Regions from separate parts of the Mus musculus genome. Here region 1 is linked to region 2. Evidence: chromatin loops called from intact Hi-C (ENCODE). Cell type or tissue: heart. All regions are shown on one strand. Links, peaks and the distances in the headings refer to the core of each region. The heading gives the core; the rest is flanking DNA.

Region 1 (8,819 bases), core at 548-8,547, 360 kb before region 2:
GTCTAGGCTGGCCTTGAACTCATAGAGATCTGATTGCTGCTACCTCCTGACTGTTAAGGCGTGGGATACCACAACCAGCTTCTTTTTACCCCTCAATAAAGCAAGTACTTTACATCACTGTTGGAATTAGCCAGTCACATAAAGTGCAGAGGCTTCAATCAATAATTAAAGACCTTCATAAAACAAAGACTAAGCCTCACAGACATACCTGGGAAGATGAAATTCCAACTGAGAAATTCTCCCCACCAGACTGCCCTGTGAGCAGTTAGTGGGAGCATTTCTTAATGATTGATTTGGGAGGGGCCAGGTGAGGCCTGGGTTATAAGCAAAGCAAGGGAAAAGAAGCAAGTAGTGTTTTCTCAGTGGCCTCGGATTCCTGCCTTCAAATTCCTCCCTTGATCTTCTTTGATTGTGAACTATAAACAAATAAACCCTTTCCTCCGAAAGTAGCTTTTTTGGTCATGCTGTTTATCACAGCACAGAAGAAGCAAACTAGGACACCAAGACCAGTTTTCACATTGAAAGTTGGAATTGCTTTGTTCCTTCTGTTTTGTCGGTCTGTCTATTTTGTTTTGGACAGGATCTCCTTAGTAGCCCAGGGTGGGCTAGAAATACCCATTTTCCTGGCTCAATCTGCTTATTGTAGGGATTATAGACTTGTGCCACCACATATAAAAACAAACGTGGTGGCACAAGTCTATAACCCATATATACATACACACACACAGACACACACACACACACACACCACACCACACACTACTCACCACTCACCAAAAGTAGTGTACTAGCCAGGGTTCTCCAGGAAAACAATTAACAAGGAAATAGGGTCAAGAGGATGTTTCCTTAGAGAGAACCTAATACGCTGTTCAGCAAGGCTACCAACAACATTAAATAAAACAAAGCACACAATTTTCACCATACCAAAAATATGGGACAGTGCTAAATAAATGGTGATGGCTCTTCACTAAAGACTGTAGGAACATTATGAAGCTGTTTCTTCAAGGTTAGGCAGACCCCTTAGTTGGAACTCACAACCAGACATTCAAATCATTCTGGGAAAATCTACCTTCCTTTATCCCTTCTCATTTCCTATCCATGTCATTTGAAAATGGAGCTTCAGTTCTCTAATGTCTAAGAGATGGATATCCAACACACAAAGCTCACCTGTTTGAATACCTGCATCGAACCACTTTCTGATTTAATTCGGACATCCATGTTGTCTATGAATTTATCCATATCTAGAAAAGATACAAGGGGAAAATAGTTTTTAAAATATTGAACCCAATATAGGCATAGAGTATGACATGTACACTTCGTTTTACCTTATGTCCTCTATGAACAGCTTTTCAGACAAACTTTATACTAGAAAGTCATTAAAACATTCTGAGTTGATCTACTCATAGAAAAGATCATCATTTGTCTCAGACTCTAGTTGCCTACTTCCTATATATAAGTCCTTCCCTTCCTTCATCTAAGTGAATCCAGCCACTCTGACCTGTCCAATTATGGTAATTATCAAAATAGTTCTATGGTTTTAAAACCTTTCCATTTCTGGTCCAGTTCTTGTTTTTTGCTAAGGACTTTTAAAGTGCTGTATGGATATCGACCAGAGCAGTATATGTACAAAGCCAACCAACAGACCACTTTTGTCTACACATCTTAAATCTATAAGCTAAGCATAGTTAAAATCAGTTTTCACCTTCCTCTATAAATAGCTGCCCCTCTTACAAAGAGATGGCACTAGTAGCTTCATTCAAATATTTTGAATCACCTCATAAAAAGTACCTATGTTTTCCTCTGCAACAGGTTTTGTTTATCACAGTTCAATTTCAGCAGAGACGAAAAGAGGTTAGGGATACAAACCCAAATCTACAGTTTACCTACAAACTAACTAGTCGGACTTCAGATTTCATTTATGCTTCCTCTACCCTGCCTGGTTTTAACCCTTAGGAACCGAAGACCAGACAGTAGATGACTTGTAATTTGTCCTCACTAGAATAACGATTTGTCAAGGACAGTATGACTGCAAAGGAAATAAACTTTGTGACACTCCTACAGGTTTTCCTGGCAACAATCAAGCTCTTCTAGCTATTGAGCGCCCCCCTCTGGATTATAAGAGAATTGTCTGACCGAACAGGGATTTTTTTTTTCCCCTGCCATCTCACCTCCTTTCCCAACTCACCTCCTTTCCCAACTTAGGAATTGGAAACAGCTATTCCTTGTAACACGTCTCACTTCATGTTAACGACGCCACTTGTGTGTTTCATACATAACCTCTTCAATTTTTTCTCATGGTTCCGTACATTTTCCCAATTCTTGTTCTTAATTTCAAAAAAAGCCCCCCTCCCTTCTTTACTCCCCCTTTCTTTCTGTGAGATCAAGATAATGTTTTACACTGCCTGGAACTTGCCTGTACCACAGCCTGGTCTCAAACACAAGCAATCCTCCTGCCTTACCCACCCAAGTGCAGGTAAATACCACACCTGACTCCTTGCGTTTTTTGTAACTACCCTGATAAACATTCAAAAATTTGTTGAATATCTACCATAATTTCAGACAATGTTCTCGGGCCTTAGAAGACATGCAGGGGTAAGCGCTTAAATTCAGGTAGATGTCAAAGTTCTCTTTCATCTGGCCCTAACTGTTCTTATTCCTTAGTATGTATTTTCCTCCATGGCCCTATCCCTGGGAGGCTCTATAGAAGCAGTAGGGCTCTGCAAATGATAATGTAAAATCCTATAATTCTAGATGGACAAGTTGAGTTGGACAAAGAAAAACACTTTTTCCAGTTATACAATGTGACTCATGAGCATCTAACTCTAAAATCAATACTCTCTGCTGCGTTTTCTTTGTGCCTATATATATATACATATACATATACATATACATATACATATACATATACATATACATATACATATACATATATATATATATATATATATATATATATATGCTTGACTCAACCAGAGTCTAAACTGGTAGTATTTTGCCTAGTATAGCCTCTGAATTTTCAAATGAAACTGGAAACAATTGGTTTCAACTGTCAAAATTCTCTAAATTCTTCCTTTAATTTTGTAAAGAAGTGTCCTTGAGAATTACGGCTTTTTCAACTAGGAATGGTTTCTTCAGTTCTTGACTTTCAATAGATAAAATAATTGATTTTAAATTCTTTTTTTTTTTCTGTTTTGTGTTGCTGTATCTTGGCTGCAAATATTCAAACCACCCTCTTCATACTGCATCTTGTTTTGGACAGGCTCTCAGTGTGCTGTAGCCCAGGTTATCCCAGAACTCATAACACCACCCCCTGCCTTAGCTTCTGAAGTGTTTGGATTATTAACAAGTGCCACCATTACCAGCTCAAAATTCTGTAATAGTAAAAAAAAAAAAAAAATGGGGCAAGAGTTTCTGGTTTCTGAACTCCTTGTAACAATAACCAGCACATAGATTATTGTAGGATTTCTTAAGTAAATAAGTATACAAGTGTTTATTTACCAACACCTAGCACAGATTTTCCCTATTCCCTAGTCATGCTCCTCTCTGTACCCCTCCCATTTAGCAGAGTGGAATGCAGGTAGAGGCATACACAGAACTTCATCTTCAAAATTTAAAGGCCATGCCCACCTTTAAAAGTTCTAATGGTAAATTTAAAAAGCCAGTCAAGTCTTACTTGCCCTGTCTATTACAATTTTTTTAGTCGAAGGGCATACAGAGGCTATCTGACATTTGAGAATGCCTCAACTGGGCCAGGCATGGTGGTGCAGGCTTTAGGGAACTGGATCTCTATGAGTTTGAGGCTAGCCTGGTCTACACAAAAAAGTCTGGGTCAGTCAGGACAACATAATGAGACCAGGTGCACTGTGACCACTGATCACTGACACTGGCAGGCTTAATAAGAACCTAGTTCCTTAGGAGGATAGAGCATTTGGACAATGGAAAGAATCACATATGCACCTATATAACATTACAATAGGTAAAGGAACAACTTCATATAATTTCCATTACATTGCACAGATAATGAACTTGGAGGCCTGAGCTCACAGAGTTTAGGAGGACTGAATTAATAGAACTTTTGTCCTTTGAGTCCAATTACAATATACTTTATTACTTTATGATACCCCAAATCTAATGATACCTTCTTTTTAAAAAAGAAAAATGTTTCATAAAAGGATATTAATTTTAAGATAACAACCTAATTGTTCAAGAGAATCTTGAGTAGATATCATTCCGTTCTCTCTTCTGACAAATAGTGAAGCTGACGATATATATCATGGGTGAATGTTAGTGTGGAAAATGAGATTGCTAACATATGGTAGCTTCCTACATTTCAAGTAGTGAAGCATTGTGAAAAGAAATGAAGAGACAATGAATGTGACTTTGGGAGACTCGTTGACCCTTTCTATACACCTGGATCTTCTTCTGTACAAAATACAGATATGTGAGTTTAACCTACCCCACATATGGTTGTCAAGAAGATATATCATAATGACACATGGAATTTGCACAAAGCAATTATAAAAATCTCCAGGTAAGTTTTAAGGATTACTCCTTTAATCTGTGTACTTCCGTCAGAAGAAAAAAATAAAAATCACAAAAGGTACAAAAGTATAGTCGCCTTGTAAAAATCCAAACCAGTTACTAGCACGACACCTATCATTATTTTTTTATCAGTTCATCTTAACAATCCCAGAGGTTGAAGTTCTGCAGTGTCACTTCAACAAGTTCCAGTCATGTAGGTGGCCAGTAGCATAGCCTCGAGGGGTTTCGTCCATTTTGTCCTCTCCTCTTTCTCATGGTGGCTCTAGGCCCCATTTTCTTTTATACAAGAATAAAACACGTACTACTGTTGATGCCGTATACACACAAAGGAGTACAGGGTCAGTCAGAGAGATCAAGCAATGCTAAAGCCATGTAAGATAGAAATGGTCGTCGGGCTGGGATCTGAGTCCAGGTTTGATGTACCCGAACATATTTGAATACTTTCTTCTAAACATGATCTAGTTATCCCACTCATGACCTGCTAGAACGTCCAGTGTGAATGGAGAAGCCCACAAGGCTCGGCCTGTCAGAAGCTACAGTTGCTGAGGCTGAGCATTCTTTGTGGGTGTGGCCATCAGTAGGTTGCACATGCTCCCTCCAGTAGATGGCTCCACATGCATGCACAAATGGGTAGTAGCCGTTCCTTAGCCTTAGAGAGTTGGTTTTTTAAAAAGGAAAAGGAAAAAATGAAGTTGAGTGGGTAACAGATGGAGGCAAATTGGAAGTAGGAAAATGAGAGGTGGATATGATCATATTCTACTATAAACCTGTATAAAATTCTCAAAAATAATTTTTTTAGATGAAAAAGATACAGCCCTGCACTCTGGAATAGTTTGGTAAAGTTGAAAACGATAATAGAGGTACTTTCGTACCTCACAATAAGCTCGGTTATTGATAAAGAGGGTAAAGGTGCCCACTAATTGTGGTATGAATCATAAGACAAAATGTGCAGTGAATGCAACTGGCACACAGCAGTTAAGTTCCAGTTGAGAAAAAGAATGAAACGCCACAGCTGCAAAGACTCATTGATCTGTAATATTGTGGGGTTTTGATTTTTTTTGAGGGGGGGGTTGGGTTTTCTAGACAGGGTTTCTCTGTATAGCCCTGGCTGTCCTGGAACTCACTTTGTAGACCAGGCTGGCCTCGAACTCAGAAATCTGCCTGCCTCTGCCTCCCAAGTGCTGGGATTAAAGGCGTGCGCCACGATCTGCAATATTGTATAAAACCTTACCATATTCTTTCATCTAATAATTATTGGAGAAAATGGAATCTAGACTTTAAATGAAATCCAACTTTAAAATGTTGGCAACTGGCCAATTTTTAGGATCATGAGATTAGACAAAGTGGGTTGATGCCCCCCTGCCCCCAATTTGTATGTGGAAGCTGTCACTCCTGAGGTGACTTGTTTATAGATATATGGCCTTTATGGAAATAATTCAAAGTAAATGAGGTCATCTAGGTAGCACGCTAATCACAAAAGAGAAATCCCGTAAGAAGAAACACAGGAGGCTTCTCCATCTCTTCACTTACACAAAATAGACAGCCAAGAATACAGCAATGTGAGGTAGGAAAGCAGCCATCGCAGTACATATATATGGCTATGCTGAGACCCTGATCCCTAAATTCTAGCCCCTGCAACTAAAAAACCAGAACTTCTGTTGTTTAAAGCACCCAGTTAGTGAGATTTCATTATAACAGCCTTATATATACTACATAAGAGTTTTCATTCCTATTAGACACACTACAGAAATTTCAAATATCCTAAATGTTGATCAATAGAAAACTGGCTCAATAAAGCCTTAACGATCTAGTTAAAACCTATACAGTCGAAAAGAATAACGAGGCATTGTTGTGAACCTATGGGGAAGTATCTCCCAAGTAGATTTTTAAGTAGGAAGAACAAACAGTAGAACAATACTGCAGGATGTGTTAGTATTTGTGTGTAAAAAGGAAGAGATATAATTCAATTACACTCTCAAAAATAAATTTTAAAAAATTAATGGGTTAAAAAGGCAAATAAGCATGTACAGAAAGGCAAAAAAGCTGATATGATTATATTTTAATTAAAATGTATAAAAACAAAAAATTTTAAAAAGGACTTCAGATTAAAAAATAAAAAAGAATAAAAATGTTGAATAATATATACATGTGTATTAATTATTTGCTATACCTCAAATATCTCCACAAAGAATCATAAAAACTAGTAATTTTAGTTGCCTCTGGTGAGGAAGAAGAAGTAACAAATGGCCATGAACAAGAGGAAGAATTTTCACCATATAGCCTTTTGTTTATACATCAGGTCTTGGACCATACGGAACATTACCAATTTAAAATACGTCCATTAAGAAAATAAAATAAGGGCTGGTGAGATGGCTCAGTGGGTAAGAGCACCCGACTGCTCTTCCGAAGGTCCAGAGTTCAAATCCCAGCAACCACATGGTGGCTCACAACCATCCGTAAGAAAATCTGACTCCCTCTTCTGGTGTGTCTGAAGACAGCTACAGTGTACTTACATATAATAATAAATAAATCTTAAAAAAAAAAATTAAAAAAAAATAAAATAAAATAAAATAAATAATCTGTTCAATGAGCATTTAAAATTTTTAGGAAAAATAAAACATTTATGTGAGTTGTAACTGGTATATAAGGTAATTATTTAAGCCTCTGGCCTAAATTAAGGTTGTGGCAATTTTGAGAATAATGAAAGACAGATAAGGCTGTATATTGTTCATAAGATATGAGAAACACAACTAAAACTACATTTTTTTTCACTGCTTACTATACTTTCATAAATTCTGAAAGTGTTTTCATAAGATTAAAGCAATTATGTTCCTCAATGCCACGGAAGTAGTTTGTACTACCATCTCTGGTTCACAGAGAACACTCACATGCATAGTTTAAGTAACTTCGCCAAGGTTATCATAATGGCAAGTTGTAGAAACAAGGAAATGAAAAGGGGAAAAGTGTTGAATGAGCCATGGTAAGTCTAGTGGTAAAAAAAAAATAGGTTCTATTTCAGAAATGGTAAGCTGGTGGTTAAAACAAAATGTCAAAATGTGAGTGGTTTTGTTGTTTGTTTTTGAGACAGGGTTTTTCTGTGGAGAACTGATTATCCTAGAACTCAAAGATCTGCCTGCCTGTGCCTCTGGTGGAGTTTTGGGATTAATGGCATGCCGCTACCCCTATCAGAAGGCATGTTTGAAATATCTTAGCAAGTACTAGAGTTACACGATTGTACCTTCAAACTCTCATAGGCTAGGGATGTAGTTCATCGGCAAAATACTTCTGGCATATACAAGACCCTTAAATTTCATTCCTAGCACAGCCAAAAAAAAAATCCACATTGTACTTTAAAAAATCTAAATACACAGTTAACATTTTTAGTATATGATACAGAGCATGTAGCACGTTCTAGAGATTTATAACTAACTTCCAGACCAATAATTTACATTTTTCCCCTTCAGATACACAATGACGTTAAAAAGTAAACAACACGGGCTGGTGAGATGGCTCAGTGGGTAAGAGCACCCGACTGCTCTTCCGAAGGTCAGGAGTTCAAATCCCAGCAACCACATGGTGGCTCACAACCATCCGTAACGAGATCTGACTCCCTCTTCTGGAGTGTCTGAAGACAGCTGCAGTGTACTTACATATAATAAATAAATAAATCTTAAAAAAAAAAAGAAACCTGTTAATACTTGCTGTTAAAAAAAAAAAGTAAACAACACACTCAAAATTGCAAAACCAGTAAAATCCTTCATTTCAATATATTATTTATAACTATAATGTACCATATCATTTTTGAAATTAGGAACGAGGCTAGGGGATAAAGTTAAATTATGGTTCATAAACAGATCAGAAATCTAACTTCTACTTATAAAATTGAAACAAATGATATCCATATGTAAGCTAAAAAGAAAACTGAACAGCTGATCAATTAGGTCAACTACACTGATCAGTTTCTTTTCACTTACCAAAAAGCAGTTTAGTTAGAGTAAGACCTTATACAGGACCAGTGGTAGCGAATGCTTTTAAGCCCAGGACTCCAGACTCAGAGGCAGTCAAATCTGTGAGTTCTGAAACCAGCCCGGGTCTATAAAGCAAGTTCCAGGACAGCAAGGGCTGCACTGAAAAACTAAACAAGGAGTAAGACCTTAGATCATCATCTCACAAAATATGTACCAAGTGTTTGCAAAGGAAAGGATGTAAGGGAAAGGTAAGTGGTATGAAGCCGCAATGGTATGGAGCGTCATCAACTAGCTCTGAGTCTCAAAGGG
Region 2 (8,819 bases), core at 477-8,476:
TGACACACAAAACCAGCCAGTATACAAACTCTCATCTAGACCACAAAGAATTGTGGAAGAACAAAGTGCTAAACAGACAAACTACAGCCACCAGATGTCACTTTTCTGCTGCGAAGTCATGACACAGTATGATATAAAACTCTGCAGTGGAGTGGTAAGATACACTGCCTCATCGTGGGAAGGTGTGGGAAACTGTGATAGTGATGTTGTCATATACATACCAGAGAGCTCAGCTTCTCCTTCAGGTGGTGGTCCCCACTGTCCATCCAGTCTTCCAGGGCTGGGTGCTTTTCCCTCTATTATTATTTCTGGTTCTCTCTCCCTCCCCAACTCCTGATTATTCTCTCAGTGAGTATATATTTTGTTAAGCTATTCCCCAAAAAGCTAAGGAGCATTTCATACACTGTCTCTGGGGGTGGGGTGGGGAGGAAGCTTTATCATATTGTATTGCAACACTGGGCATTTAATGAGAGCTTGGTGAAATGTGGAAAAATGGATTCCTAACAGGGTGAACAGAGCAAATAATGAAACTTGCTTTTGCATTCAACAAACATTTATTAACACAAAAAGTGAATAAGGCTTGTCCCTCTGCTCTCAGGGTCTGGTGCAGAGAGGTAGACAATCACAATGCTACAGTAGAATCACAGTCGAATAAGTATTATTCATCGAGGTATAGACGAAGTACTTTGGAGGCACATAGGAGAGATGGGGATGGGGACTATCTATTTTACGCCTGCATAGGGGATCCAGGGATGGTTCCAGAGAAGTCATCTGGGAGTTAGTCTTGAAGGAATGAAATCACCAGGTATTCACTAAGAAAGGATCCTTGCAGGCTGGGATAAGGCCAGGGAAGTGTGGGATTCAGGGAAGGAGGAATGGGGGTGGGGTGGGGGTGGGGGGGTGGGCATGAAGAGGGATAAGGAATTAGCAGGACCGTTAAACACAAACTCAGAGTTCTACTGTAGAAATGAAAATATCTTGTTTCCCCATGAGACAAAAGACTGAAGGCAGAGAGGGTGGGAGTTTCCTCAGTTAAGGGTCCCTGCCACTTTTTCAGCCAGACCATGGGGCTAAAACACCAAAAGCCAAAGCTTCACAGTTATGATCTAATTTCTCTAAGCCACAAAATTATTAAAAGCCTTCTTTCAGAAGCTAAAGATGTTCTAATAATGAGTTCTAAATGGGAAAAATCTTGATGGCATTACCTTTTTCCGATATAGTTATCTGCATTGACATAAGATTAAAAAAATACATATGTTCACAAACCATTTTGTCTTCTCGCTCTATCATTTATCTCTTTTATATCCATCTATATTTCAATGTGCTAAAGTACAAAATAAAACTTTCACCTTCCAAATATGATCTTATTTACATGTTTTTTTCAGGTGTCAGTTTGTATGAGAATATTCTTTTTAAACTTAAAAGTTGGTTTTTATACTGAAATCTCTGCAGTTGAATTTACAGAAGGTTCTCTCTTAATATCTAAAAAATTGAAATCTTTAAAACTAATTACCTGTTCCCTTGAATAGTTCTAAACTTTCTTCTTTTAAATCTCCTTTCCTGAATTTAACTTAAAATTTCATTTTGTTCTATATACCTTGAAATTTTACTTTTTATATTATTATAGGTATAATTTTTGTAAATTTTGGTCTTTCCAATGCATATATTTTATGCTTTAAATATTTAGAATCCAAATGTTTTCACTTTCTAAAATTTTCCCTTACTGATTTTAAGTTAGTGGTTTTTTTTTCACTAACCACCTTAGAAATGTTCATGTTTCATCTTAACTTGCAAAATTTTAGAAAATTTTTAGAATACTCTATTTCCATACTCTATTTTTACATACTAACAATTTGGAATAATTTTAAATTAAAAACATTTAAAAATATTTCTTCTAAAATACTTAACTTAAATTTTTAACATTTAAAATGTTCTCTTAAAACCTTCAAAAGTGTTTCTTAATTGTTTTCTTTTAAAGCTTTAAAGTTTTTTGTTTAAAATATTTGGTTTTCTCCAGACTACTCTGTACACTCAAAACTATAACTACAATCAATGAAAAACCCCATTCTTAAAATATACCCCCCCACTTAACACAATATCTTTAAAGAAATAAAATGTAATTTGAGAAGATCCTCCTACATGTTGAGACTTCATTTAATTTGCTTTATGTGACCTTTTCAACCTCTCCTCCCTCTGAACCCCCCCCCCCCCCCCAGTTCTTAAGGCTAATGGTCACCGATTGAAAATTCAATGTCTTCCTCCCATAGACTTATGGGACAGGGTAAAATAGTTCCTTTATGCCAAAGTGCCACTTGTCATATATGGTCATTGTCCACTCCAGGTAGATTTTTGTGTTTCTTTTAAGAGGTGCTTGTTGTTGTAATGGCATTACAATTGTCCATCCTGGTAGGCTTGTGTTGTCTCTTTGTCTTTTTCTTTTTTGTTTTCTCTTCTTTTTCACTTTTTAAATTTTTTTTGGTCTGGAAATCATTCTGGATGAGATTATTCTTTCTCTATATCTTGCCTATGATAGAACAGTAGATACCCTTCACTATTGAGTAATTCTTCCATTGTAGCCTTGGTGACTACAGCATCATCACAGCTGAACCACTGGTCTTTTTCCTGTCGGACAAAACTGGTGTAATGGCCACTTTCCAAAGTTCCATGGTGGTTAATTACTGCAAACAAAGAATACTTATTCTCACTGGGTACACACTCTGTTAATGGCTGGCCTTTCATTATGCTTTCTTTAGTAGAAGCCAAGAACGGGGTCATGTCCAGCTCCAAAGGAAACGAGATAAAACTATTAATCTTTCGTCTCTGTTTGCCTAAATGTTCAAATCTTTTCAGGTGAAAGCAGGCCACAATCGGTAATTTCTTCATTGTGAGCTGTTTGGTAGATTCCTGGTAGCTTTGGCATTGACTGCATTTGATTTTGGCACTGCTACCCAGGTCTTCGGGCCTTGTAAACCACTTCAGGCAATCTGTAAGTGAGATGACTCGTGGCTTCTGGCCATCCCTACTCGATGTGCTACTACTAGCCCTCCCTGGAGTATAAGGCCCAGGCAAATCCAAGCTAATGTCCCAGCATGGGTCTATGGTAGTAGAGACACCATGACAAACTTGACATGTTAAATCTGACTGCAGACTACCTGTAAAGATGTGATCTATGATGCAATTACAGCAGTTGGAGTTACCTTCCTGGTCGATACCATCATCTCTGCTGTGTCTATGCAACACATCCAATATGGCAATAAGAAACTCCTGAGCATCCTGTTGTCTGTAGCCTGCTAGATGCTCTGCATGGATCCATATCAGGTGTAGTAATTTATAGGGAATATGAGGACTTTGGTTCCCCGAGTACATAGCTTGAAAAAGTAAAGACATCTCGCAGACTAAACACAAGCTGGGGCTTGTCATCATACATTTGTGCTTATTTGAAAGGAAGAACTCTTTCAGTAGCGGAATGTGAGTAAGTACTTGGACAATACAATTCATAAAGCAAGTATTACCAAGATTAATTAATCCTCTGAAGCCTACAGTATAATACATTGTCTTTTTCCTCCTCTTTTTCTTGGGTTTTACCAAACTGGTCTCCTGATCTTTTGACTCGCAGGTTAATTGGTTTTCTTCCACCTCAGATGCCATCAACTGCTGATAAGATGCATCTCCTGTAGGGGATGATAACAGTCCCAGAATTTTTTCTTTTGTTTCTTTGGCGATCTTTTCTATATCTTTGTCATATACATAATCCCTACACATAAAGCAATATATAACCCCATGACAGAGGTCTACTGCTAAATTGTGTTGCGTTGTTTCGGCATGAATGTGAATATGTTTGTCAGTAAAGCATCCAAAAAATACACAGGACAGACAAGAGTGGAGTCTGTTCTTGTGAGTACTACATATTTGACAGATGCATGACTTTGCCTTACGTTTCCTAGTCTCCGGGGTTCCACTCCAAATGAAACGCTGATAGATCATCCGCAGGTTTCTCTGCCAGTTTTTAGCTACTTTAAAGCTCTCTACATGACAGCAGCCTGTGGGACCCTTATTAGACCCTACCTCCAGTAAACTGTTCTCTGAGCCATCTGAATCCCTAGAGGAGCCATGGTCACTAGAGTAGCTTTTCCGTGTTTGGGGTCTGGGTCCAGGCCTGGATCTACGTCTGGAATTGCGCCAGGCCACCGACCGCTGCTTGGGCAGGGGTGGAGGTGGCGGCGCTGGCGGGGGAGGCGGAGGTTTGGCGGGAGGCGGGGGTGGGGCCTTGAGCCCACGCCCTCCCCTGGAGCGGGACCTGGGCTGGGGCCGAGGGCGGGGCTTGCGGCGCGGGCAAACCGAGCTGGAGCTGGTGTGACAAGCAGCCGGGATAGAAGGGAGCACCTTCTCATAGCTGCCACTGCCCCTACTTGTTAAGTTCTCCGACGTGGGCTTGGGCTCCGGCCACAGCTCCGGCTTCATCTCCTGGGCTCCCTGTGTACCCCGCATCTCGATGCACTCTCAGCTGCCTGCTCCAGACAGGCTCCTCGACCACCTCCCGAACTCCAACAGGCGACAGAGCGGGAGGACCGGGACGCTTCTCGAACGTGGGCCATCGGCTCACTCCCAAGCCTGGGAAGAAACGCGTCTGGGAATGAGCTATGACTATGGGTGGAGGGAGACAGGAACTCGTGTGGACGGCCAGCCCGGCGTCATGGCCGCGGTGCCGTTAGCCTCAGCCCCTCCCCCTGCCGCGAGCCCCGCGCGCGGCCGCGGCTCCGCCCCTGCACCGGGGGCTCGCGTGGCGTGCCGAGCCCGAGCCCGCGGCTACCTGCTCCAAAGGCCGCCAGAACTGCTGGTACCGGGGAAGGAGGGGGGAAGGGGACTGTCCTGAGCTTTAGGGTGAAAAGGATGGCAACTCTTTTAAAAAGGCATAACCCGCTGTCTTTTCGGCGCTCTGTGCAGCCTCGCTTTGGCGCACCTTTTTCTACGTTCTTTCCTTGCATCTTTAAACCCCTCGAGTCAACAATGTATGTTAAATATGGCTGAAAGGAGGTTATCTTTGAAAAAAAACTGACTCAGTGGACGAAAGTGTCCCCTGCCTCCTTTCTTACCTATGCTTCCAGCCTCTACTCCTAAGCGCGCTTGCTGTGTGCCACGCTCGAGCGCCCTCTCTTGCTCTTTCGTGCCTGTGCCCTCACACCCCGTTTCTTGCTCCTGTCCTCTCATTTCCTAGGGTTTCCCCCAGAATTCAGACTCCCTTCACGCGTGACCACCCCCATCCACAGTACGCGACCCCCAAAGTGCATGCTCCCTCCCCGCAACCACCGCAGCTCCCCAAGCCCGCGGATTTGTAAAAAGGTCTGGGTTTGTTACCTGGGGCCCCAAGGCGCGCTTCATCTAGAAAGTCAGCTGCTGCTGCTGTCCAGGCGCTCCTCTGCCAGTCTTCTCTATGACCTCTCTTCGGGGCTGGTCACAAGGGGGCCGCCCCCTGGCCCCTCCCCTCTCCACGTATGGGCCCCCAGCCCCGGAATCAGGCCTCCAGCAGGGATGAATAGTACCGCTGTCCCCCTAGGCAGAAAAACCCCTTCTGAAAGGGATTCTACCAGAGGTAACAACAGCCACAGATTTTAGTAAAAGATCTTGGGAAGGCTCAGGCTTCATCTGGTTATGGCACTCTTAAAAAGAAAAAAAAAAAAGAAAGAAAAAAAAGAAAAAAAATAGAAAGAACGGGGGAAAAAAAAAACCCTGAAACAACAACAACAAAACTAACCAAGGTAGGGTTAGGGATTCACTAAGATGGCAAATTCTACAGTGTTCCTTCCGGAAGCTTTAAAATTAAAATCTCAAGAGTAAAGTGGAGAGGTTATTATTTCTGAGTGTTGGGGAGAGGAAAAATACGCATATGATTCAGGATAAAATAGACCTCAGCCCAGCAACATGCTGTTCCTACAGGGATAAACTGTAAACACTTAGAGCTCATCGGTCAAAGGTGAAAGATCCTAAGATGTTTACACAGAGTGGCAACATATACTTTTGGTCACCCCTTATATTAGTAACCCTAGTATTGGGTGTTCAGGTTAAAATCACTAAGTAGCACATTGCAGGGCGTCAGCACACTTAAGAACAATGCTATGGGTGAATGTGTAAACCCGGAAGAGGGTGATCGGCCTCACAGAGATCTTTCCAGAACTCAGAAATATTTTATCAAGTTCTCTCCACATATACCCACATACAGTGGCACAAAAATTGTGGGAGAAGTATGCAAATAAAAAAGACTGGAATCAGGAAAATATATATCTAAATATTTGCCACATTGTTTCAGAATCAGTTAAAAAATTCTTCCTACTGAAATCTATCACACTTCCCTATTCCAACCTGGGTCTCCACTCCTAGAGTTATCTCAATGCATTCAGGAAACCAACCCAAAGAGAAGATAGCAGCCACAGCTGGCCTGACACTTATTATGGGAACAGTATGATCAATCCCAAGTTGAATAACTAAAAACCATGGTTCAGTAGTATGAATGGGGAGCCCAAAGGGACACATTCCACCCACTTCCCAGACTTTTTGTCTGTATCCAAGGAATGTGAACATTACAAACAGAGGCTTCAGATTGACATATCACAGACACATTCTAAAACAGCAGTGACTCAAACAAGGGAAGCAGGAAGATGGTCAAAAATTTAAATAATGTAACTGTCTAACTGTAATTTGGAGTGATCAAACCAAACTTGTAGAATAATAAAACATACAAAATGACGACATTTCAGCAGTAGGCTGCTTTCAGGACCTATAGTCCTCCATCTCTCTGCCTCTCTGCATCTCTTTCTCTCTGTTTCTTTGGCTCTGCCTCTGTCTTACTCTTTCTCCTGTGTGTGAGTAGGAGGGAGAGAGAGACAGAGAGACAGAGACAGAGAGAGAGAGAGAGAGAGAGAGAGAGAGTGTTAAAACAGAGTGAAGTCTCTCTCAGCATTAACCTTTGCTTGCACACTGCTCTTATCCAGGCCACTTTGACTGATTCCTTGCATCACTCATTGGAGACTCCAGCAAATTAACATCCTCTCCATTAAGGGGGATGTGTGTGGGAACAATTTTGCTTCAAAGACCAACATGGTGTAGATGTGCAGACACTGGTAGCCAGGACTTCAGAAATGCCATGACTTTCTGTGGCTGTGGCCAGCTCTGTCAGACAAGAACCTTGCATTGATTAATCCTTACTCTCTGCTGTCCACAAGGGGGAAATGTCCATCACACTTTAAAACGGCAGACATTATATTGTATGATATGATGTGTGAGTTCAGCCTTTCTAAGAGAAAGGGATTTTATAAGCTTCTGGGTCTTTGGACTTTTAAAGTGAAAGGTGGGACAACTAGATTCATGCTCTTGCTACAGGAGTGGAGATGATTGTGTGTCACTTGGCTGGTTCACATGGGGTGATTTTCTCTCCTTAAGGTCTGAAGCTGTATGATTTGAAGACGTGAGTTATTTTTGCTATATGAATATGTGATGGCATTGTCCACATAACATGAAAGAAGAGAGGTAGAGAGTAGGGCCCCCGTGATGTCTGCAGAGATGAGCAACCACTTGAGGAGCCACAGATCAGAAACATGACTTCCTATCAGCCCCATGTGTGCTTTAATCTTCAGTGCTTCCAAGTGTTAAAGACATCCCTCGTGTCCGCACTTTAAAACATCATGGCACAGTCAGGCTGACGTGGCAACATCATTTCTGCGGAAGACAACAATGGCTGCCACCACATAGCGCCATATCCCAACAAAACAAAGCTGGTGCCTGCATGGTGTGAGGGAAACAGGAAATGGCCATGACCTTTCAGTCTGAGGGTCCCAGAATCCCAGGTAAGCAAATCAAACACTTTATATCAGTACCAAGAGTACAAGGTGGACACCCGGCTAGCTGGGTCAGATCTCTCTATGCTCTGTGATGGAGCCTGGCCGAATGAATGCAAGTGGACCGACCCTTTGACATCTGCCCAGTCGTTACACTGTGCTCATGGGTGAGAAGAGTCATATTTATTTAAAGACAAAGGATCTAGCACCCTTTCTCTTTTCTTTCTTGGAACAGATGGCAGGCATCCTGTGTGGCCCAAGCTGCCCTTGAGCTCACAAGCCTCCTGCTTCTCTCTCCAGGCACAAGGGTGATAGGTGTGTGGGGTCATACCTGGCAATCATTCGCTTCCTGTGTTCTTGGGTTCATTAAAGTCTTCAGGGCAAGGACAATTGTTACCTTCCAAGATGAATGACCTGACCTAAACCTAGGGGGAGAGTGTTGGTGTGATTCAATTGAATTGATGGATATTGCAGGGGTGGGATGTTCTGGGAAACACCACTATAGCTGGCAGGCGATCCTAGGCCTTAGAGATTCAGATCATGGCCAGTGACCACATACTCTCTTTGTAATCTTCTAATCCAGCAATGCAAACTGCTGTTGCCACAGAGCAGTGGAAGAGAGGAACAACATTGAGTATTGGTTCAGTGTGACAAATCCAGGATCACTCAGAGGTCTCTGGTTTGAGTGGGACCATGGTGTCTCATGGCAGGGTGTGGGGAGGCAGATTAATGACCACCATCCCCCCTTAGTGCACCTGATACAAAGTCCTTGCAGCTTTTGCTGCCTTGGATTCCAGTGGAGTAGCTGGAAGTGGTGATAGAAATCAGGATGCTGTGTCCCTGAGTTGGAGGTCTAGAGTTCGGTGAATAGGGGTACCTTCCTTCTGACTTGAGAATCTGTCCATCTTGCTTGATTTTCTGTCAAACTCATAAGTTAATAAATTTTACCACCCCACTCTCTCTCTCTATGTGTATCTGTCTCTGCCTCTC

Evidence for each region. A loop is a pair of places that touch in the nucleus more often than their neighbours do. Peaks named below come from ENCODE experiments on the same cell type or tissue, not always from the same donor. Only the 100,000 strongest peaks of a DNase experiment are listed, where the experiment ranks them.
Region 1: a loop joins it to region 2, with 3 times the contacts of the local background. A loop is called at or near these places in 2 of 42 quality-filtered maps.

The regions. Positions count from the first base shown.
Region 1 is chrX:153,363,267-153,372,085 of GRCm38, reverse strand. It overlaps Klf8 (Kruppel-like factor 8), which reads right to left. Exons shown (of 8, transcript NM_001357183.1): 4 at 1,168-1,241. The coding sequence starts at 1,239. Among named protein-coding and RNA genes, the nearest start is that of Klf8, 8.1 kb to the right of the region's middle. In heart, for the core only: CTCF peaks have their summits at 2,110 (motif pointing left) and 5,142 (motif pointing right); no DNase peak of the experiment used is centred there.
Region 2 is chrX:153,003,081-153,011,899 of GRCm38, reverse strand. Usp51 (ubiquitin specific protease 51) reads right to left here and starts at 5,431. Exons shown (of 2, transcript NM_001137547.1): 1 at 5,356-5,431; 2 at 2,439-4,611. The coding sequence starts at 4,488. The coding sequence ends at 2,503. In heart, for the core only: a CTCF peak has its summit at 5,148; DNase peaks (open chromatin) are centred at 4,319 and 4,669; H3K4me3 peaks cover 1,817 bases; H3K27ac peaks cover 1,553 bases.